Regions from separate parts of the Homo sapiens genome. Here region 1 is linked to region 2. The links are chromatin loops, found by intact Hi-C in ENCODE. Cell type or tissue: CD4-positive, alpha-beta T cell. All regions are shown on one strand. Links, peaks and the distances in the headings refer to the core of each region. The heading gives the core; the rest is flanking DNA. Region 1 overlaps LINC03002 (long intergenic non-protein coding RNA 3002). Region 2 overlaps SGK1 (serum/glucocorticoid regulated kinase 1).

Evidence for each region. A loop is a pair of places that touch in the nucleus more often than their neighbours do. Peaks named below come from ENCODE experiments on the same cell type or tissue, not always from the same donor. Only the 100,000 strongest peaks of a DNase experiment are listed, where the experiment ranks them.
Region 1: it touches region 2 in a loop (10-fold over the local background); 3 of 110 quality-filtered maps call a loop at or near these places.

What each region holds. Positions count from the first base shown.
Region 1 is chr6:134,525,786-134,534,135 of GRCh38, reverse strand. LINC03002 (long intergenic non-protein coding RNA 3002) reads left to right here. Exons shown (of 3, transcript NR_125856.1): 2 at 3,072-3,298. Among named protein-coding and RNA genes, the nearest start is that of LINC03002, 10 kb to the left of the region's middle. In CD4-positive, alpha-beta T cell, for the core only: no CTCF peak of the experiment used is centred there; a DNase peak (open chromatin) is centred at 3,955.
Region 2 is chr6:134,243,647-134,251,996 of GRCh38, reverse strand. All of the region lies in intron 2 of SGK1 (serum/glucocorticoid regulated kinase 1), which reads left to right. Among named protein-coding and RNA genes, the nearest start is that of SGK1, 70 kb to the left of the region's middle. In CD4-positive, alpha-beta T cell, for the core only: no CTCF peak of the experiment used is centred there; a DNase peak (open chromatin) is centred at 4,626; H3K4me3 peaks cover 661 bases; H3K27ac peaks cover 2,508 bases.

The DNA of each region.
Region 1 (8,350 bases), core at 1,611-5,610, 280 kb before region 2:
GATCAGGCACTCAGTTTTGGCACCACTCAGTGGTGGCTATAGCTAGATAGGCCTTGGTAAGTAGAAGTTCATGTCGATGAGCCCACGCATAACTGCCATTTTTTGCCACCATTGCCTTTTTTTTGTTTTTTTCATTTTCCAGTTGGGTAATGACAGGAGTTGGTTGGGAAGAAAGGTGACGAATGTCCACAGAATGGCTCATTCTGTTCACCTGATGAATAAAATCCTCCTCTGTTGAGTTTACCCTTTGGCGAGCATTCACATGGAACACAGATATTTTTACATACTATGCCCATTTGAAGAGGTCCATCAACCTACCTTTTCACCAGATTTCCTTGTCACCAATTTCTCAATCATGTTCCTTCCAATTCTCTGACCATACAACCAAATAGCCCATGAGTTAGTGTTGACTTGTACTTCTGGACATTTATTCTTTGAAGCAAAATGAATGACCAGGAGCATTGCTTGAAGTTCTGCAAACTAGGCCCAAGATTTTTATCCCTTTATCAGCTTGTCATAGGAAGCTCTCCAAGGGTCATAGGTGTAAGTTGAGAGAAAGAAGGCAATGTAATAGGAGTAAGGGTCACGGATATGTAGGCCACTTGCTCATGCAACGTATTTGTGCTTTCAGGCCCTGCTGAGGCCCAATTTCGTATCTACCACTTCCATTTAATCAGAGAGTCCTTCTGTGCATACTCAACTTTATGGCCTGGTGACTCAGACAACACTAGTAATGGGCAGCTCAGGTCATATGGTAACTTGGTAGCCCATCGTCAAACATTCAGTCTCTACCAAGGCCCGGTAATAACATAAAAGCTATTTCATAAAAGAAGAATCATTACCTATCAAGAATGGCAGGGCTTTCTTCCAAAATTCTAAGGGTCTTGTCTGTGCTGTACCTATAGGAGCCTGGCAAAGGCTTTAAACAGCCTTTCTTTCTGTTACTGGCATTTCAAGCACCATTGGCTCTTCTGGATCATGTGGTCTAAGTGGCAGAGCTGCTTGCAGAGCAGTCTGGACTTACGGAGCCTTCTCTTGTTCTGGTCTCTATTTGTGGGGTGCCTCAACATGCCTCAGACTTGATATTTGTGGGGTTTATTTCCTACCCTTGGTGTGCAAATGTCTTACCACTATATCTAGAGCAGTTTGTACTTTTTAATTACCAGAGAAGGAATCAGAAAAGCTGAAGGAGGATACATGGGAAGATGAAACAGCTGCAAGCCTGGCCACTGCCCACACCAAGGAAGTAAGCCAGCAGATAAGCCACAGTGTTTAGGGGGCGGCTGAAATGTGGCTGCTGCTTCCCTTCCACCCTCCTTTCTCCCACAAGAACCTCTCCACATAGCTCACCTTACCCGGAAAGATACAAGAACAGGAATTCTGTGAAATGTAGTTCATCCTAGCCAAGCTGACACATTACACACTACAGATTCAACTTATGATCTATTATTATAGGATGGAGAATCCAGTTTTTTTTTTTTTTTTTAAAAGTAGATGGCCTATCTTGGCATGATCTTCTTTCCTGAAGAATTCATCTAACAAAATTGTTTCTTACCTACAAGGCTTTGATTCCATAGAATTTGTGTGTATATTCTAGCTCTGGGGAGATGATCAAAAGGGAGCTGTTTCCAGAAACATATTATTTTTTAATAAATAAATTCTTAACAGTGTGAAAATATAGTCACAGTTTGAGTGTATTATTTATCAATTGCTTTTCCAGAGAGACTAAAATTTGCTTAGGTTTGAGGTTTTTTTTTTAATATTTAATCTTCAAAGTATTAGCATTTACTTTTAAGTTAAAAAGTGTGCTGTGGGCAAACAGCAATGTGATATGCTTTTGCATTGTACCAAAAAGAACATCTCAGCATTTGCTCTCCAGGCTTCTTGGAATGCAGTTCATTGTGGTGCTGTAGGTGACCATAGTGTTTCCAGAATTGATTGTCCAGGAAGTGCAGGGCATCCCAGTGTGTGTACCTGTTCCTCTGCAGAAAGCACTAATTTTCTTTTGTTTCTTTGTTTTGTTTCTGTAAACGATCTAAGAGAAGACTGATGTCAACTTTTGTCTCGTAATACACGAATCTATGAGTTTCTCTCAGAAAATGGTAAGATCATTGCTCTGTGCAAGAAAGGAGGGTGTATGTAAGGAGTATGTGACAAGCTTTGCAGGGACAGAATTCACAACAGAGAGCAGCTAAAGGAAGAGAAAGTACAAGTGACACTAAAGGGAAGGTGATTTTCAAATCCACCCTTGCTTATCTCAAACCAGTGCATGATTTCCTGATGAAGCCATTTGTCCACCCTACAGTGCTGTTGTTTCTAAAAATTCCTACCACAGAATAACAACTGTCAACACCTGCCTCAGACACAGCAGTAGGGAAGACTGCAAGTGGGAAAGAGATTTAAACACACCAACCTTTTTAGGAACAAAATCACTCATATCAGCTGATTTGCTGAATTAAAGGATTTTTTAAAGTATATGGTATTCTTTGACATAGTATTGGCTGAATAATCATTTAACAAATGTCACTGGTGGATGAATTAAGTAAGAAAGGTGTCACGTTGGCTCTTCATACAGACATTTGGCGAGTAATTGGCACTAAAAGGATTCTGATTTCTTCCCCTGCCATTTTGATCTTTCAAGTTTTAAAATAGCAAATAACATTGGTCCTTAGGGTTGGTCCATGTTAGAATCACAATGGACAGAGACCCTGAAAAACTGTACAAAAGAGGGAGGAACAGAACAGAATGGAAAAAAGTTATGGAAATTTTCCACCCATGGATGGGACACACCCTCATGCAAACAAAGCTCTGCGGCGAAGACTATATTTCATAAAAATGTGATAAAACACTTGCTGAGCCCTGAGGGGATGAACAATGGTTCTTTTTATTTTATTTTTTTTAATCTTCCAAAATTCAGTCTCACATGCTGAGCAGTTGAAGGGAAAGGCCTTTTGTCATATCTGTTTCCAAACATCTATTTCCTTTCTGGAGCCCCAGAAGTTTGAGTTGCTGTCACAGTGAGGAGCTCTCTTGTGTCAGCCACTCTGATTCTATGTCCTTGTCCTAACTAGGTTGTCTGCCAACGCTAACTGGCCAGCTCTGACAGGAGGTGCGTGGCCCAGGAGGAGCCATCAGGCCAGTTCTCTGGGATACTGCTGTGTCTCCAGCTCTGCAGTTTGCTCTTCGTCACTCAGCGGCAGACGGAGAGGCAGACACGAGCCCCTTGTGAGCCCTCCTCCTTACCGTCATCTCACAATGCTCTGAAATAAGGAGGCAAATGGCTGAGGTCCCCTCAGTTGTGAGTATCTTGCTTCCTTCCCCAATGCCTCTTCAAACCACTTTGTCAAAAACAACAACAACAACAAAACAAAAACAAAAACAAACAGATTCTTGTGTTCATGATACTAAAACAAAATTGCGTAAGGTCTGTTGCTTAAGATTAAGCACTGGCCGGGCACGGTGGCTCACGCCTGTAATCCCAGCACTTTGGGAGGCTGAGGCGGGCGGATCACGAGGTCAAGAGATCGAGACCATCCTGGCTAACACTGTGAAACCCTGTCTCTACTAAAAATACAAAAAATTAGCCGGGCGCGGTGGCAGGCGCCTGTAGTCCCAGCTACTCGGGAGACTGAGGCGGGAGAATGGCGTGAACCCGGGAGGCGGAGCTTGCAGTGAACTGAGATCACGCCACTCCACTCCAGCCTGGGTAACAGAGCAAGACTCCGTCTCAAAAAAAAAAAAAAAAAAAGATTAAGCACTCAAAAAATGTCAAAGTTGGTCTTAAAAATCTGGCTGTGGTTAATGGGATCAGCTGCATTTTTCTTTAAAATGATGTAACCCATCTCCTCCATTTTACTTTTGCATTTGACTTTCCAACTTCCACGCGAAGGAACAGCATGTGGTTTACTTGTGGTCATATGTTACATGTTGCTTTGGTGCTTTACAACTTTCAAAAAGCTTTTATACAACAGTGATATCATCAGTTCCTCAGATAACCCTGTGATGTGGGTAGGTTGATGGATACTCTATCATCATTTCCCATATGAGGAAAGAAGAGTAAATAAGTTACACAACATGGACGAGGTCACCCTGCACTTCAGAGGTGGAACCAAATTCCAACAGAAGCATTGAATTTCTAGACGAGTTTTTGTTTGTTTTTTATCTTTTCCATCACACCAAGCCACCTCTGTGAAGGAAAATTGTATGCATCTCCCTAATCCAACATTTTTCATGTTAATTATCCACTAAATTACAGCCACAATTTGGTAGTCTCAGTAGCTATTCTGGTTTGAGGACAACTTTTTCCAAATTTCCATATTTTTTCTACTACTTTATCATTTTCTTCTCTACTTGGAATGCCATACTTAACATTCACAACAACACCCTCTTTTATCTTTCTTCTTTCTTCCCTTTCTCTGTTTTTTTCTTTTTCTCCCTTTGTCTCTCCTCTTTTTCTCTCTGCCTTTCTCTGTCTCCTTTTTGTGTGTTTATTTTTGTTTTAGTTTTAGAGACAGGGTCTTGCTATGCTGCTTGGGCTGGTCTCAAACTCCTGGGCTCAAGCAATCCTTCTGCCTTAGCCTCTCAAAGTGCTAGATTATAGGCATGAGCTGTCATGCCCAGCCTAGTTTTGTTTGTTGATTGCATACTGAAAGTAACACATGACTAGAATATAAGAGAACTGAGTTTGAGATATTATAATTTCACATAACCTCTATAGGTCTCTGTTGTTTTATCTCTAAGATTGTTTTTTGTAAAATAATGATTTTCTACACAAGTGAAGAAGAGGGAAGGGAAAATGGGATTTTTGTGCTAATCAAAAATAATATGTGGTTAAAAAAATTGAGGGCTACCTAATTTGTAGGTTTTCTTATTTTAAGTAATAGATGATAGGATCAAATCCAGGTCTTCTGTCTACAAGTCAAATATTTAGGAAGCTGCTGGGTGCAGTGACTTGCATCTGGAGAGGCTGAGGCAGGAGGATCACTTAAGTCCAGGAGTTTGAGGCTACAGTGAGCTACAATTGCTCCACTGCACTCCAGCCTGGGTGACAGAAGACTCCATCTCTAAAACAAAATAAAACAAAACCAAAAACAAACAAACAAAAAAAATTATTTAGTGATTTTATTTTTTAGTGACTTTGTTAGCCTTACCAATAAGTTACTTTTACTTTTTTTTTTTTTTTTTTTTTTTGAGACAGAGTCTCGCTCTGTCCCAGGCTGGAGTGCCGTGGTGTGGTCTTGGCTCACTGCAACCTCTGCCTCCCGTGTTCAAGCGATTCTCCTACCTCAGCCTCCCGAGTAGCTGGGATTACAGGTGGGTGCCACCACTCCTGGCTAATTTTTGTATTTTTAGTAGAGATGGGGTTTCACCACGTTGGCCAGGCCGGTCTCGAACTGCTGACCTCGCGATCCTCCCACCTCAGCCTCCCAAAGTGCTGGGATTACAGGCATGAGCCACCACGCCCAGCACCAGTAAGTTATTTTTAATATGAAATTCCAAGACAGGATATACAAAATTTAGGAAAGAAAGAAGCCAGAATTTTAACAAGCTACTCCTGTCTTCACTATTATTAATACCAGATAATTTCTCATATTGATGGCATTTTTTTCTTAGAAACTCTAATCTAACAGTCAACAAAAAAACTACAATAAGCAAAAGAGGATATGAGACGATTATTCTAGCATTCTATTTTTCTGGTTCTCTTTGTCAAGCTAAGCGTTATGAGGTAATGGGGGTGTTTGTTCTGACTGGAAATGTGTTGCATTTAGATATTATATACAAAGGTTTTTCCTGGAATAACATCGTTATTTAGCTAAAAAGCTATAGCTCCATAGACTTGTGTGCTCTGAACACAGCTGCATAATTAGTAATCATCATTAATCATTTCTACTTCTGTACTTTTATCACCAACAAAATTATAGCAACCTATATTTTTAGTAAATTTTAATTGCAAGTTTAATTTGATATTTATTTATCACTATAAGAAGCAGTTTGCTGAACTGATTACGCAAATTTAAAATGATGTTTCTGAAGATAGAAATAAAACTTCCCACCAGGAATAAACAGACTTTTCAAAAGAAGAATATCTGCCTCTTGGCAAAAAAAAAAAAAAAAATAGAAAAAAAGAAAGGCTTTTAAGTTTTTTCCACCTTTAATGTGAAAATGAGTATTCATACGGGATGGCTTTAGACTACCTATTAGAAAATGCATATCAAGTAAGAGATGTATAATTTATAGAGTTGATTGCTTTGAGCAGAAAAGCTTAAAAAGGAGTTTTTGCAACTCAGGTTGTTCTCAAGAGGCAAACGTATGCTCATTATTCAGAATTGAAACCTGCCTGTGAAATACACAACAAAAAGGAAAAGAAACTTAGAGAAATGTTTGAGAGGTAAAATGTTTTACCACTCTTGGAAAAATTTTCTTGCTTCTTTTCTGTAAGAAGGAATAAGATAGTTGTTAACACTCTTGAAAACTATCTTAGAGAGTGAGGCTTGAACAGTTGAGGTTTTCTCATGGGACTGTGCACTGATGTCTTGTGGTGCTGTATCAGTATCTCCAGGCTTTCTTAGGTGGACAGTTGAATGGATGTGTCAACAGAAGCTGAGAAATGTTCTCTCAGCCAGGCTTAAGACATGAAAAGAAATGGCTTTCTTCATTTACAAAATTGAGCCACGAATAGACTCAAGAACAAAAGCCTAACAAGGAAGATGAATAACATAGAATTATCACTGTCACTTACATTATGTCCAGAATAACTGGATTACAAAAGGCAAGTCATGTTGTCAACAGCCCGAGATATGTGAGGAAACTCTCTGATGAAGGCCTATGCCCAAATGTCCTGAAATGGAAATCTGAGACCTGTGAGTACAAAAGTGCCCTGAATGTTCTTAACTGGCAGGGTGAAGGCAAGGGGACGGGGCAGTTTCTAAAGCAGCTAGAACCCTTCAATCACATGCAAGGAACTGGTAATCTGAAAAAACAAACCACCAAGAAAGAGTACAGATAAATGTCATAGCAAATCAAATGGAACATGATAAGCCAAGCTCTATACTCCTATTAGAACAGGAAATTCCAAGGAGAGATACCTTGACTTTTAAATAGTCTGCAGACACAAGCAATGCATTCTTCACAGGCATCTTATTTCCTGTTTTTGTTTTGTTTTGTTTTTGACTTTTTAGTATTTATTTTAACGTTTTTGAAAGAGATACATTTTTTCCAATTTAAAAAGAAAGAGACATGACCATCAAGAGTAGGTTAACATATAGCAGAATACCATATAAATGAATTAGCTGCTAGCTACAAGCAGCAACTTGGATGAGTCTTAAAAACATAACATTGGGGCTGGGCACGGTGGCTCATGCCTGTAATCCCAGCACTTTGGGAGGCCGAGGCGGGCAGATCACGAAGTCAGGAGATTGAGACCCTCCTGGCTAACACGGTGAAACCCCGTCTCTACTAAAAATACAAAAACAAAATTAGCTGGGCGTGGTGGTGGGCGCCTGTAGTCCCAGCTACTCGGAAGGCTGAGGCAGGAGAATCACTTGAACCCAGGAGGCAGAGCTTGCAGTGAGCCAAGATCACGCCACTGCACTCCAGCCTGGGCAACAGAGGGAGACTCTGTCTCAAAAAACAAACAAACATAACATTGGACAAAAACACATCACAGAACAGTATGTATAATATAGTACCATCTGTACAAAGGTCAAAGCAGGTAAAATTAAACAATATATTATCAGGAATCTATAAATAGGTAGTAAAGCTATAAAGAAAATCAAGGAACAAGTACCATAAATTTCAGTATTGCCCTTAGTGGCAGGGAGAAGGAGATGTGATCAAGAAGGGCACAAAGGTGTCGAATACTGGCAGTGTTTTGTTACTTAACGCTGCTGGTAGGAGCCTGAGTATTCATTTTATTATCTTTACACCAATTATAAATGCTGTCATCTACTTCTTTAAATGTATGATTTGTAAGTTTGTTTCCTCAGAAAAGATGAGTCAAGTTTCAAAATTTTATTTCATTTATTGAGATCCAAGTATCCCTATTTTCTGAGGGTGGCCTTTATCCAGAGACACCTATGAAGAAACCCAACATGCAGAGTTTCCAGATCCATAGACAATGCTGCCAAAGTGTAAAAAATAAATAAAATAAGATAAAAATCCGAAAAAAATTATTTTTTTTAAAGTTGGTATCCATATATATGAACTGACACTCAAGGCCTTTTACAACCTGAACCCAATCTTTCTTTCTAAGCAGATGATATCCCAGAACTTCCCAGTGGGACCTTTTCCTTGTTAAATGTTATTCCCTGGCCAAGCCTTACATTTCCCATGTTTGTGCTGTGATTATCTC
Region 2 (8,350 bases), core at 2,588-6,587:
TCGCTTGAGCCCAGAAGTTCAAGACCAGCCTGGGTCACGTAGAAAGACTCCCATCACTACAGAAAATTTTAAAAATTAGCCAGGCGTGATGGCACCCACCTGTAGTCCCAGCTACTCGGGAGGCTGAGATGGAAGGATTGCTTGAGCCTGGGAGATTGAGGATGCAGTGAACAATGATTGCACCACTGCACTCCAGCCTGGGTGACAGAGTAAAACCTCATCTCTAAATAAATAAATTTTAAACAGAGAGACACAATTCAAGTCACAAAAATTAAGTTTCAGGGTCAGGACTTGTGGGTAAAGCAAGTTTCTGGCTGCACTCGTAGCTCACTTGATTTTTATTTCATAAGCTCTCCAGGGAATCATAGCCCACCAGTGTGCCGCGTTCCCAGTGATGAGTCTGGAAGGGAATAAGGGACTTCATCCAGGCTATTTAGGACATAAAATATTCTAGGAAAACTACTCCCTGTCCTCTCCTGGAAATCTCTAGCCAGCAGTTACACTTACCCTTGGGGTTGAGCATATTTTGTTGGCTTTTGTTGTATGTAACCAAATCTTTCCTGCTTCTAATTAAATTTATTCCTTTAGTAAAATCCTTCCCAGAAACCATATGGCTATTTTCCACTAAAATAATATCCTGTTTTAGTAGTTTTGAGACTTTTAAAATTTTAAAAGAAGACTTTGTATGAACTACTAAAAATCTATAAGCAGGAACAAAATTTAAGGGATAAGCAAAGTTTAACTGCATGCCAATTCATTTTTTTTGCAGTTATTTCTCTTTTTCCTCAAAGTTTATCATTATACATATATTTTTCTTGGGTTGTTAATTGAAATGATAGAATTTAATTTACCAAGTAACATCCCTGTAGTGAAAACTACTCTACAAAGAACAAATTAAACAAAAATATGAAGATTCTAAGGGCTGGGTGCAATGGCTCACACCTGTAATCCCAGAACTTTGGGAGCCCAAGGCAGGATGATTGCTTGAGCCCAGGAACCCAAAACTAGCCTGGGCAACATAGTGAGACCCTGTCTCTACAAAAAATACGATGAAATAAATTAGCCGTGTATAGTAGTGCACACCTATAGTCCCAGCTACCTGAGAGGCTGAGGCAGGACAGCTTGAGCCCAGGAGGTCAAGTCTGCAGTGAGCCATGATCTTGCCACTGCACTGCAGCCTGAACAACAGAGTGAGACCCTGTTTCAAACAAAAATGTTTAAGGGTTAAAAAAAATGGGGGAAAGATTTAGTGATAATTTCTTAAAACCATATAATTTAATCCTAAAGTTTACCTTTGGGGACCTGAAAAGACTCTTCTTACAAATCTTCTACAGAAAAGGGAAATACAAACCATTAATATCACCTTGATATTTCTTATTCACATATAGTAAATTGCTTCTGGTTCATTCTACTTACACAAAGAGCCTTGGATAAACACCTAAATGTGCTGAGACACACATTTGTCCATAGTGTTCAGGATAAATAAATCTTTCTATTTTTACTTGTCATTGATGTTAGATCCCCTTGTCTTTTTGACCTAGTAAATAAATCAAACTATTTTTAGGCAAGATTCAAGCAAAACTCAATTTGTGTGACATCATCTCTTGAAAAAATCATCACAATCAACTGAAATGCACTGGTATTATATAAGTGACTCAGCTCTGTTCCGTAAGAAAACCACGCTTTTCTTATCGACCTTGAGTAGCAGACAGTGATATAAGAGCATATTAAAATCCTCTTTAAGGTCAAGCCAAATTCCACAGCTTGCTATCTATCATTTTAGTTTGCTTTTCCAATGTTCATTGGCCTTGAGAGTTGTAAATACACAAGTCTGTCCTCGATTCACTTTTCTCTTTTACTCTAGTGAGTATTTCCTGTTGTTTTCCTTTTGACTTGATTTTAAAATGACCATTTCAGGGGATTCATCTAGATTTCTATGTGAGAAAAAAAATTCAGGAACTTGGCATCTCTGGCTGGGTTTGATGAGTAGCAGATAGGTAGCTCTCTAGTTAAGTAACGTGGGGAGCAGAGGTTATAGGTCTTTGTAGATTAGAAAACGTTAAATGCATTAACTTGGTGGTAACAAAAAAGAAAGAAAGAAATTGATGACCATTACGGTTCTCTTCTTGGCTTAGAATTGCATGTATCAGCAGCCCTGAGTTATTTTTAAAACAAGCAAATCTGACACCAGCATGAAAGCAGACCTTTCAGGTAGTGACCACCTATGTAACAGGGTTACGGATACCAGAATGCTGAATCCTCTCCCAGCACACAGCAAAGCCTTGGTTTATTCTCTCAGCTGGTGTTTATTGAGAGTTTCTATCATAAGCTTGGCAGTAAGCACCCTAGGCTGTGTTTCCAGGACAGGGGGAAAATCCAAGCAACCACGCAGTTACAACACACTGTGACAAGTGCTAGAAGAGGGGGAGATAGAGACTACACATAAGAGGGTTCCCATAGCTGACGATGTAGGGGCCAGTGAAGGCTTCTCAGCAGAAGAGAAATCTAAGCTAAGAAGTGAAGGATGAGTAAGTTAGTAAGGTAAGGAAGGGCGGGGAAGAGAAGCCCAGACAGATGGGACAAATAACCAAAGGCCTGGAGGCCTGGAATGACATGGTAAATTTGGAGCAAGGAAAATATAGCTCAACTGGGGAACAGAATTCGGGTTATTAAGGGTTTTCACAAGGCATTTAAAACAATTTCTATATATCATCTTCAGGAGATGAGGATCTGTTTCATGTTTCAATCACAAAAGTGGTATCAGTAGGAATAAAGAATAGACGAGAGAGAGTTGAATTCCAGAGATTTTTTCTGCAGGAGGTTTATGGTTTTGGATTAAGGTTTCTGACTTTGACCTTGTTAAGGATAAATATGCTTGAGATTTCGTACAATACGCTTGATTCTTCTTCTGCAAAAAAGACGAGGATTCCAGGTTTGGGAAAGCATAATATTAACTCAGGAGCTCTCATTACTGACATGAGAAAAATGATTAAAAAGAGGAGCCTGAAACCACGAACAATCTTGGTTATTTACCAAGTTTGTTCTTGTGGAGGAAAAAAATAAAATTAAGATTTGAGAGAACTGAAAAGCTTCAGAGAATAGTAGTTGAAGGGAGAGGGGGATAAAAAGAAAGGGAGAGGAAGCACTTTGGATGTGAGGCAATGGATTATAAACTGTAGTTCATTTTGTAGTTCATTTAACTTCAGAACTCTTAATCTCTTGATGAGGGAGAGCCTACCTGGATCAGAGTTAGGGAGTTCTCTATGTTGAGATTGGTTGTATATGAGGAGACAAAACCTGTAAATAAGGCCGAGGCAGGTAGTTTGAGACCAGCCTGGCCAACATGGTGAAACCCTGTCTCTACTAAAAATATAAAAACTATCTGGGCGTCGTGGCACATGACTGTAATCCCAGCTACTGGGGAGGCTGAGGCAGGAGAACCACTTGAACCCAGGAGGCCCAGGTTGCAGTGAGCTGGGATTTCACTACTGTACTCCAGCCTGGGCGACAGAGGGACTCTCCATCTAAAAAAAAAAAAAAAAAAAAAAAAAGGCGGAGGAGAGCAGGTGTTTCTAAGATGCTTCTGCATGTGTGTCATCTGTCTCTGTATGGGAAGATGACATTATTGACCTTGTATCAATGTTAACTGTGGTTTGAGCTACATTTTGCTAGCATTAAAGACTGGATTTGTACTGATCTGTTTGTACTCCCTTGCCTAATTTGGCTGAAGACTACTAATAGAACAGATTTTCAGTAAACTTGGGAAGTTAATCTAGCTGACCTTCCTTGGGCTTTAACAAGGGCCCTTTGCCTTTTGGCACATTGCTTTAATCAACTACACTAATCAGACCCAAGGCTCATGATACACACGAGGGAAAAAAATAGCTTATGTGAACAAGTGTTTTTTTCTGAGTGATTTTTAGCCACTGAAGAATGCAAAAGTTCCAATTTTCTTCATAATTGAAATCATAACAGCTGTGAGAACTTGGCCGTTTATCAAAGATGCAAGCAGAAGTCATAGGCTTTATTTCATGGATTAAATCTAAAAGCTGTATATATTTTCATGATGTTGCATAATGGATTGGTAATGGTTATTATGAATGATAATACTTATTTAGACAAGTCAGAGAGACCAAGTACAAAAGATGTTTAAAGCAAAAATGGCATAGACTGTTTTGCAAATGCACAGGCTGAAATTATCTATAATTTTAGTGAATGGCATAAATTGTATGACATAGAGTTGGCTCTGGCTTCCATTTTCATGGCAAGGCCAGCTTGTAAATCAGTGACAATGACTCATGGGTCTCAGGCATGGTACATCAATCTAGCACCTGCTTTCCCAATCGGTCGAGTTACATTCATATCCAAACACGAATAACCGTATTATTAACCTCAGCCACCAAAATTAATCTTTCAGTATTGAGAGGATGTGCAAGTTCAAACTCATAGGGTTTATTTCCTCCTTGTGACATATACTGTGCACTTAATTTGTAAAAACAGTGCTATTCCTTCCTGTTCAGCATCTCAGAAGTGGTGAATGCCATTTTGAGTTCTGTGTTTGTGGCTTTGTGGAGGGCCATATATAGGTAAATTTTACGGGAGGCCCCCACAGGTGTGACTTTGAACTGAGGCCATGTGACAAGCAGCAGCCTGCTACTCTAACCTCATCCTGGGGAAATCCAGGCTTCACAGTTGCTACACAGGATGTTTCATCAAAAGAGGGATTTTCCCCCTCTGCTCTGGAAGACTTTGTTTCCTTCCCCTTCCTCAACTTTACCAAAGTATTCTGAAAATAGTTAACAATTTTTCCTGTCTTGGGTGACTTTATTGGGGGTGGAATGGTGGTGGGGAAGGATAAGGAATGGGTTAAGGGGAAGTTGAGCACTGGGGCATAGAAGGGACAGTAAGAACAAGACCCGTCAATACTTTGTCAGCCCATCATGTCTCTGGGCATATTACTTGCTATTACCTAATATTAAAAAAAAAAATAAATCACTGGCCCTACTATGCATCAAGCATGGTTTTGGTGTTAGATCTTAGTTCAAAGTCCAGCTTTGACATTTGCCAGCTGTGTCTTTAAGTTTCCCATTTATAAAATGAATCATAATACGAACTTGGCCAGGCACAGTGGCTCCCAGCACTTAGGGAGTTGGAGGCGAGTGGGTCACCTGAGGTCAGGAGTTTGAGACCAGCCTAGCCAACATGGCGAAACCCTGTCTCTACTAAAAATACAAAAATTAGCTGGGTGTGGTGGCAGGCACCTGTAATCCCAGCTACTCAGGAGGCTGAGGCAGGAGAATTGCTTGAACCCGGTAGGTGGAGTTTGCAGTGAGCCGAGATCACACCACTGCACTCCAGCCTGGGGTATAGAGCAAGACTCTGTGTCAAATAAATAAATAAATACAAATACAAATACAAACTTAACAGGGTTGCTGAGAGGTTCAAGTGAGAGAATGTATGAACATTTACTTCGTTTATCTCTGCTTCTGTCCTCCCCCATCTTCACCCTTTTTTCCCAAGCCTAAAAGGAATCAAACAAGGGCCAGGTGTGGTGGTTCACACCTGTAATCCCAGCACTTTGGGAGGTTGAGGTGGGCAGATCACCTGAGGTCAGGAGTTCGAGACCAGCCCTAACAACATGGTGAAACCCCTTCTCTACTAAAAAAAAAAAAATACAAAAATTAGCCAGGCGGGGTGGCACATGCCTGTAATCCCAGCTACTTGGGAGGCTGCGGCAGGAGAATCACTTGAACCTGGGAGGCAGAGGTTGCAGTGAGCCGAGATAGTGCTATTGTACTCCAGCCTGGGCAACAAGAGTGAAACTCCATCTCAAAAAAAAAAGAAAAAAAAGAAAAGAAACAAGCCTCAACCATGAAGATCATATGATGATTCTGAACTATGTATAAGGTGTCCAATCTACTACTACCCTTTACGTGGTCATTTGTGTTCATTGGACACCATCACCAAACTTATTAATCCAAGCCTGTTCATTAAATATTTTTGTTCAGCAAAAAGAAGTAAAAAAGGAAGTAGAGATTTCAAAGCAACTACATCATTAGATGAGCTTGTGCCAGTGTAACTCTTATAGAACAAGTGAGAACAAGTCAAGGTACTTATTTCTTTGCTTAGTTGTTAAGACTTGTTTTTGTATTTCTTTTACCTTCTTTTGATACAGATGAGGTCTCACTATGTTGCCTGGGCTGGTCTGGAACTCCTGGGCTCAAGCTATCCACTTGCCTCAACCTCCCAAAGTTCTGGGATTATAGGCATGAGCCACTAGTCCTGGCCATTTTTAAATATTTTTTGTAGAGACAAGGTCTACGCTATGTTGCCCAGGCTGGTCCCAAAATCCTGGGCTCAATAATCCACCCACTTTGGCCTCCCAAAGCACTGGGATAACAGGCATTAGCCACCATGCCCAGCCCATTTTCATATTTCTTTAGCTAAACTAGCAGGAAAAGTGAAGTAAAAATCTTCAAGTTTGCCCTTCTCTAGGACAGAATTTTTAGATTTTTAGCCCTGATTCTGAAGGTTTTATTTCCCCTGAATATCTATTGTTGACAAAACCTTAAAGATGCTATTTGTCTAATCTAGACTGTAACCTGAAATATTCTCACAGAAAAATAATTCTGGCATTTTCTCCCATTGAACTGCAGCCCTCTCTAAGGCATCTCAAGCAACTGTCTTTATCTTTAATTCTAAGACATAGTCACTGCCTGGAAAGCTAAACTATTACAGCCTACAGTGTAAATAAACCACAGGGCTTGGCATGGTGCCTCACACCTTTAGTCCACGATATTCTGAGGCAAGAGGATCCCTTGAGTACAGGAGTTCCAGACCAGCATGGGCAACATAGCAAGACCTCATCTCTAAACAAAAAACAAACTACAGGTCCTAGAGGTTTTTAAAACTATTGTTTAAGGCAGGGCATGGTGGCTCACGCCTGTAATCCCAGCACTTTGGGAGGCCAAGGCGGGTGGATCACCTGAGGTCAGGAGTTCAAGACCAGCCTGGCCAACATGGCGAAACCCCGTCTCTACTAAAAATACAAAAATTAGCTGGGCATGGTGGTGGGTGCCTGTAATCCTAGCCACTCAGGGGGCTGAGGCAGGAGAATCACTTGAACCTGGGAGGCAGAGGTTGCAGTGAGCCAAGATTGCGCCATTGCACTCCAGCCTGGGCAACAAGAGTGAAACTCCATCTCAAAAAATAAATAAGATTCCCGGGCAAGATGGCCGAATAGGAACAGCTCTGGTCTGCAGCTCCCAGCAAGACCAATGCAGAAGGCGAGTGATTTCTGCATTTCCAACTGAGGTACCTGGTTCATCTCACTGGTACTGGTTAGACAGTGGATGCAGCCCATGGAGGGCGAGCAGAAGCAGGTGGGGGGCGTTGCCTTACCCGGGAAGTGCAAGGGGGTCGGGGAACTCTCTCCCGTAGCCAAGGGAAGCCATGAGGGACTATGCCGTGAGGGACGGTGCTATCCAGCCCAGATACTATGCTTTTCCCAATCCTTTATACCCAAAGGATTATAAATCATTCTACTATAAAGACACGTGCACACATAGGTTTATTGCAGCACTATTCACAATAGCAAAGACTTGGAACCAACCCAAATGCCCATCAATGTTAGACTGGATAAAGAAAATGTGGCACATATACATCATGGAATACTATGCAGCCATAAAAAAAGGAGTTCTTATCCTTTGCAGGGACATGGATGAAGCTAGAAATGATCATTCTCAGCAAACTAACACAGGAACAGAAAACCAAACACTGCATGTTCTCACTCATAAATGGTAGTTGAACAATGAGAACATATGGGTACAGGGAGAGGAACATCACACACCAGGGCCTGTCAGGGGGTGGGGTGGGAGGGATGGCATTAGGAGAAATACCTAATGTAGATGATGGGTTGATGGGTGCAGCAAATCACCATGGCATGTGTATGCCTGTGTAACAAACCTGCATGTTCTGCACATGTATCCCAGGACTTGAAGTATAATTTTAAAAATAAATAAAATAAATAAATGAATATTATTAAAATAAATAAATAAAACTATTGTTTAGAGTTTTCTGAACTTTGGTTTTATTATTTTTCAACTTTGTCACATCAAGACTTAATTCTCCATCTATATAGATAAAAATGCAATGGAGCTTAAAAACCACAAACAACAATTATCCATAGATTGATGAGCAACATCTAGAGCTTCCTGGGAATAAGTCAGGCAGTATAATTCATTAGTGCAGAGTTAATGAATCATGCAGGTTGGAAAATTGGTAACAATTTAATTTCATCAAGGATAATACTTTAAAACTGCACGTTATGGCCGGGCGCGGTGGCTCGTGC